2 separate regions of the Homo sapiens genome follow, and region 1 is linked to region 2. Evidence: read pairs that join two places in POLR2A ChIA-PET (ENCODE). Cell type or tissue: Panc1. All regions are shown on one strand. Each heading gives the region's core, and the rest is flanking DNA. Links, peaks and the distances in the headings are about the cores only.

Region 1 (2,908 bases), core at 221-2,720, 680 kb after region 2:
CCTTTCCCCATTTCTTGTTTTTGTCAGGTTTGTCAAAGATCAGATGGTTGTAGATGTGTGGTATTATTTCTGAGGGCTCTGTTCTGTTCCATTGGTCTATATCTCTGTTTTGGTACCAGTACTTTGCTGTTTTGGTTACTGTAGCCTTGTAGTATAGTTTGAAGTCAGGTAGCATGATGCCTCCAGCTTTGTTCTTTTGGCTTAGGATTGTCTTGGCAATGCGGGCCCTTTTTTGGTTCCATATGAACTTTAAAGTGGTTTTTTCCAATTCTGTGAAGAAAGTCATTGGTAGCTTGATGGGGATGGCATTGAATCTATAAATTACCTTGGGCAGTATGGCCAAGCAATGTATAGACATTAGACCATTAGACATCAGATTGTGAGTCTTTTTTTTTTTTTTTTTTTTTGCAATAAGGTAGAAATGCATTTCTTCAAATGTGTCTGGGTACTATATGCCTATTTGTTTGGCATTCACCAAGGGTACTATAAGTTGAAAATGATAGTTGCAGGTAGAATCCTAAAGTTAGAACTGGGAGTTGACTTGCTATAAACGATTTCCTATGCTTTCTAAACAAGCTGGAGAAGGACGCTAGTGAATTCACTGAGCTACAAACTTTTTTTTTTTTTTTTTTTTTTTTGAGACAGGGTCTTGTTCTGTCATCTAGGCTAGAGTGCAGTGGTGTGATTCTCAGGTCACTGCAGCCGAGAATCTCTTGGGCTCAAGCAATCCTTCCACTTCAGCCTCCCAAGTAGCTGAGACTAGAGGGGAGCTACCACCACACCTGACTAATTTTTTTGAAAATAACTTTTTGTAGAAACGAGGTCTCACCATGTTACCTAGGCTGGCCTCAAATTCCTGGGCTCAGGAGATCTTTGGCAAGTTACTTCTCAATGTCACATTTGTTTTTCATTGGAAAAATGGAGGCTAGTGTAGTATTTTTCTCACGGGGATATTGTGAGGATTAAACAAGAAGTTATAATGTAATATCTATACAGCACCCAACACAACACCTTACTAACAGCTGGTACTCAATATCAAACAGTATTTCTTTCTTTCAGGTTTTAGAAAAATAGTTTAAAATCTAGAGTTAATTAACCTTCTTATGACCTTGTTAAAGGGTCTGCTTCCATATGCTGCTTGCCAGATGGCCCACTTACAAATGAGAAGCCAACAGCTCACCTGTGATAAATCAGCCCATTGAAGGTCAATGCAGTGAAGTAAACGGGGTTCGCATAACTGCGAATGTGCAACTGCACAAACTCAAGGAAGCAATTTTCAGTGACAGGGCGTGGTAGAGTGAGACAAGAAAAGCATGAGTCAGAAGACCTCAATTTGACTCAGCTCAGCACATAATACTTAACCTCTTTGAATGATTTCTTAGTTATGTGCCTTAGGGAAACTACTTAAGCTCTTTGGATCATTATTTTTCTCATCTGTAAAACTGGGATGAGAATATACAATTCATGGAGTTTTTTGTGATCACGGTGACTGCACAGAGTAGGGGCTCAGTAGATTCAGTGAGGGCTGCAGCTAGGCAGTGTGAATATTAGTTCCCTTCTCATTTTCTTTTTTTTTTTTTTTTGAGACAGAGTCTCGCTCTGTCGCCCAGGCTGGAGTTCAGTGGCGCGATCTGGGCTCACTGCAAGCTCCGCCTCCCGGGTTCACGCCATTCTCCTTCCTTAGCCTCCCGAGTAGCTGGGACTACAAGGCGCCCACCACCATGCCTGGCTAATTTTTTTGTATTTTTAGTAGAGATGGGGTTTCACCGTGTTAGCCAGGATGGTCTCGATCTCCTGAACTCATGATCCGCCCGCCTCGGCCTCCCAAAGTGCTGGGATTACAGGAGTGAGCCACCGCGCCCAGCCTCCCTTTTCATTTTCTATGGCTATTTTGGGAAAAGAGTAACAACAGCGGGAGTGCAGGCAGAGCAGTCCCTAAGCAACGTTATGATGTATGTGCTTGATACAAGTCAGTCACAAATTGTTCAGTGCACAGTAAGTTTTCACTTAATGCTGTTGATAGATTCTTGGAAACCGTGACTTTAGGTGAACTGACTATAAAAAAAAATTATCACGGCCTAATTGATATAAACAACAGTTAAGTTCCTATGGCATATATTCCTGGTCACAAAAACATCATCAAACTTGTTAATAAAGACTCAGGCCGGCCGTAGTGTCTCACGCCTGTAATCCCAACACTTGGGGAGACCAAGGTGGGCAGATTACCTGAGGTCAGGAGTTCAAGATCAGCCTGGCCAACATGGTGAAACCCTGTCTCTGCTAAAAACACAAAAATTAGCTAGGCATGGTGGCATGCCTGTAATCCCAGCTGCTCAGGAGGCTGAGGCAGGAGAATCACTTGAACCCAGGAGGGGGAGGTTGTGGTGAGCCGAGATCACACCACTGCACTCCAGCCTGGGCAACAGAGCAAGATGCAGTCTCAAAAAAAAAAAAAAAGACTCAAAACATTTCCAGTATTAAATATTGAAATAAATGTGAGCTATACATGCATTTAGGAAAGATTAGGCCAGGTGAGGTAGCTCATGCCTATAATCCCAGCATTTTGGGAAGCCAAGGTGTGCAGATAACTTGAGTCTAAAAGTTCAAGACCAGCCTGGGTGACATGGTGAAACCCCCGTTTCTACAAAAAAATACAAAAATTAGCTGAGCATGGTGGTGTGCACCTGTGGTCCCAGCTACTTAGGAGGCTGAGGTGGAAGGATCGCTTGAACCTGGGAGGTGGAGGTTGCAATGAGCTGAGATCATGCCACTGTGCTCCAATCTGGGAGACAGACCAAGACCTCCCTCAAAAAAAAAAAAAAAAAAAAAATTAATAAAAGCAAGTAAGATTTACCTATTTTTGGTGAATCAGTGAGTAACAGTGGTCATACTGGTGGTGGGTTAAACC
Region 2 (2,908 bases), core at 308-2,807:
TACCTCTCTGCCACTGCCTCGCTCAGCCACCTGCTCTCTCCTGGACCCTTGCAGAAGGGACTGACTGGGCTCCTGGCCTCCAGTCCTGCCCTCTTCTAATGTATTTTTCATACCACTTCCAAAGTGATAATACATTCCTCTTTTGAAATTTTAGATTTGGTTACTAAAGCAATACAGGTGTATGGTTACCAAAAATTCAAACAGTGTAAAAGAGAATACCAGCCTGGGCAATGTAGAGAGACCCTGTCTCCATAAATTTTTTTTTTTTTTTTTTTGAGACGGAGTCTTGCAGTGGTGGGATCTCGGCGCACTGCAACCTCCACCTCCCGGGTCCTCATTCAAGCATTTCTCCTGCCTTAGCCTCCTGAGTAGCTGAGATTACAGGCATGCGCCACCATGCCCAGCTAATTTTTGTATTTTTAGTAGAGACGGGGTTTCACCATGTTGGCCAGGCTGGTCTTGAACTCCTGACCTCGTGATCCACCCACCTTAGCCTCCCAAAGTGCTGGGATTACAAGCATAAGCCACCACGCCCAGTCTCCATAAATGATTTAAGAAAAAATGTAGCCAGGCGTAGTGGCACGTGCCTGTGCTCCCAGCTCCTTGGGAAGCTGAGGTGGGAGGATTGCCTGAGTGTGGGATGTCGAGGCTGCAGTGAGCCAAGATCATGCCACTGTACCCCAGCCTGGGTGACAGAGTGCGACCCTGTCCCCCCCAAAAATAAATAAATCAAAGGGCATAAGGTGAAAAGAATCGTAACATTATGTTTTTGTAGCTCTGCCTCTGTGATGGTGCCCCCTGCATGGCTTGCTTTCACTGTGCCAATGCACCACAGTTACCCAGCCTGCCGGCTCTGATAAGATGCTCGCCATGCTTCTCCCATGCTGGACTTGGGCCACGTCCTTGGGCATGAATCTTGGTCTATGTCCAGGTCGGTTCTGAATGAGCCAGCAGACTCCTCCCGGGGCTGCCCGGCTACATGGTTGAGGGCATCCTGGACACCAGCTTCAGCCACAGCTCCTGACCAGGCAGGTGCAGTGAAGCCGGGAGGTGTAGGTCAGTTCCTACCTCTCCAACCTGAGGTCCTGCACTTCCTGCAGCTGTTGGAAGGGATCGTATCCAATGGGAGCAAGAAAGTGTGCTCCCCCACAGCCCCACTCAGGCATAAAGGGCCGAGGGGCAGCCAGGCCTGTCCTGGCTAGGGCTGGCTCAGAGTCTGTGGCAGCCCCACCCCTGCCAGGCTGGCCCTTAGCCCCAAGATCCACCTATGGCACTCGCCCCTTTACAGCTACGTGGACATCCACTGACACTCAGGTGACACACCTTTGCCTGCTTCTACTCAGTCTTGGCAGCAGTTGGACAAAAGGAAATCAAAGATCGGTTCTTTCTTGGGAGAGGAAGAGCAAGCTGGAGCCCTGGGGTGCTCAGATGCTCTTGGGAGTAACATAGCCCCATAGCCCCGGGGCTATACTGGGTGCAGGGGGGTGGAGGTGGTGGGGGAGCTGCAGCCAGGCATTCATTCACTTCCCGTTCTTTCATTCCTGCTCTTCTTTTGCTCACTGACTCATTCAGCAGCCTCTGGGCTGGGCGTTTACTCTCCTGTCAGGCAACACACTCCTGATTGGGTGGCCTTGGCCTTCCCAAGCTGTCTCTGGCTGTCCCCAAGTGAAACGGAATCTGGGCTGGACAGGCCACCGGATGGACAAGCTCTTCTCATCTAAAACCAAGGCAGTTGACATTGTGGGCTAAATGATAAGAACAAAATTAAAAAATAAAAACCAGGCAGGCTGGCATAGGAGCTCCATTTCCCTGCCCTACTGTGCCAGTGGCCTGGGGGCTCCCCTGCCGCCTCTCTCCACTCTGCAGATTCTGAGAAAACTCACAAAAGAGCCCACTCCAAGGTGTTTGGCAACAAGGTGGGGGCAGCCTCCCAGCACCCAGCACACATGGAGCTTTCCCGCAGTGGGTTTCAGCGCTCCCACTCTGCCTCGGAGCTACTCTGTCACCAGCTCTTGCCCTCCCTTGGCTCCTCTTTCCCATGCAGCTCCTCCTCCAGCTCGTGGGAAAGGCCGAGAGGCCGGGCCAGCAACAGCTGAGCATCCCCTCAACCTCTCCCTACCCCACCCCACCCCACTGTGCTCTTGGCCCCAGGCAGGCGAGGGGAGTGGAGTTTTGCTGCCTGATGCAATGTCTGGCAGGGCCGTCCCTTATCACAGCCGACTTGCTGGGACCCCCACCTTCCCCGGAGGAGGCCGGAACAGGCCGCAGTCCATTTTGGGCCTCAGTGGAAGGGCCTGGTTGGAGGCCATCCAAGTAGAAAACTCGTTCTCTGGGAGGCACCTTGCCAAGTCACGAGGGAGGCCTGAGCAGAAAGACCCCTGGGGGAGAGAAGGGAGGGAAGCCGAAGCCTCACTTGCTGGGGCTTGCCTGGCCTCAGCTCGCAGCCCCCTTTTTCCACAGCGTTCTCTCCCTCACATTTGTCTGCAGATGGCTTAGGCTGTTTTCTGCCCTCCCCCTTGTTACCCCACAGCTGTGAGAGGCTGGATGGAAACAAGAATTCAAGAGACTAAAGTTATGTGCGGTCCCAAGTGTGAAGTTTTGCCCACAGTTGGTGGCCATGGTTCGCACCGTGGTCCCAGCACACGCCCTCAGCATGCACCTGTGGCCCACACGCTCATGCTCACAGCCACTCATGTATGGAGCAATTGCCTTTTTTTCTTCCTCTTCATATCTTCTGTCAACTTAGAACGATTAAGCATCTTGCAGTAGGCTCAATGCTTTGGGAAGGACATTGATTCGTTCATTCATTCATTCATTCATTCAGCAAGTATTTATGAAGCACCCACTCTGTGCCAGGTACAGTTCTGGGCACTGGAGATGCAAGGGTGGAGCAGACAGATGAAGCTCT

Evidence for each region. ChIA-PET counts read pairs that join two places held together with the same protein. Peaks named below come from ENCODE experiments on the same cell type or tissue, not always from the same donor. Only the 100,000 strongest peaks of a DNase experiment are listed, where the experiment ranks them.
Region 1: POLR2A ChIA-PET joins it to region 2 with 24 read pairs; 2 of 35 experiments call an interaction of 5 or more read pairs at or near these places.

Annotation. Positions count from the first base shown.
Region 1 is chr10:72,675,287-72,678,194 of GRCh38, forward strand. No RefSeq gene overlaps it. Among named protein-coding and RNA genes, the nearest start is that of MCU, 15 kb to the right of the region's middle. RefSeq lists a silencer at 1,165-1,459. In Panc1, for the core only: no CTCF peak of the experiment used is centred there; a DNase peak (open chromatin) is centred at 1,279; H3K4me3 peaks cover 263 bases.
Region 2 is chr10:71,997,427-72,000,334 of GRCh38, forward strand. All of the region lies in intron 1 of CHST3 (carbohydrate sulfotransferase 3), which reads left to right. Among named protein-coding and RNA genes, the nearest start is that of CHST3, 34 kb to the left of the region's middle. RefSeq lists an enhancer at 300-1,252. In Panc1, for the core only: no CTCF peak of the experiment used is centred there; no DNase peak of the experiment used is centred there; H3K27ac peaks cover 1,865 bases.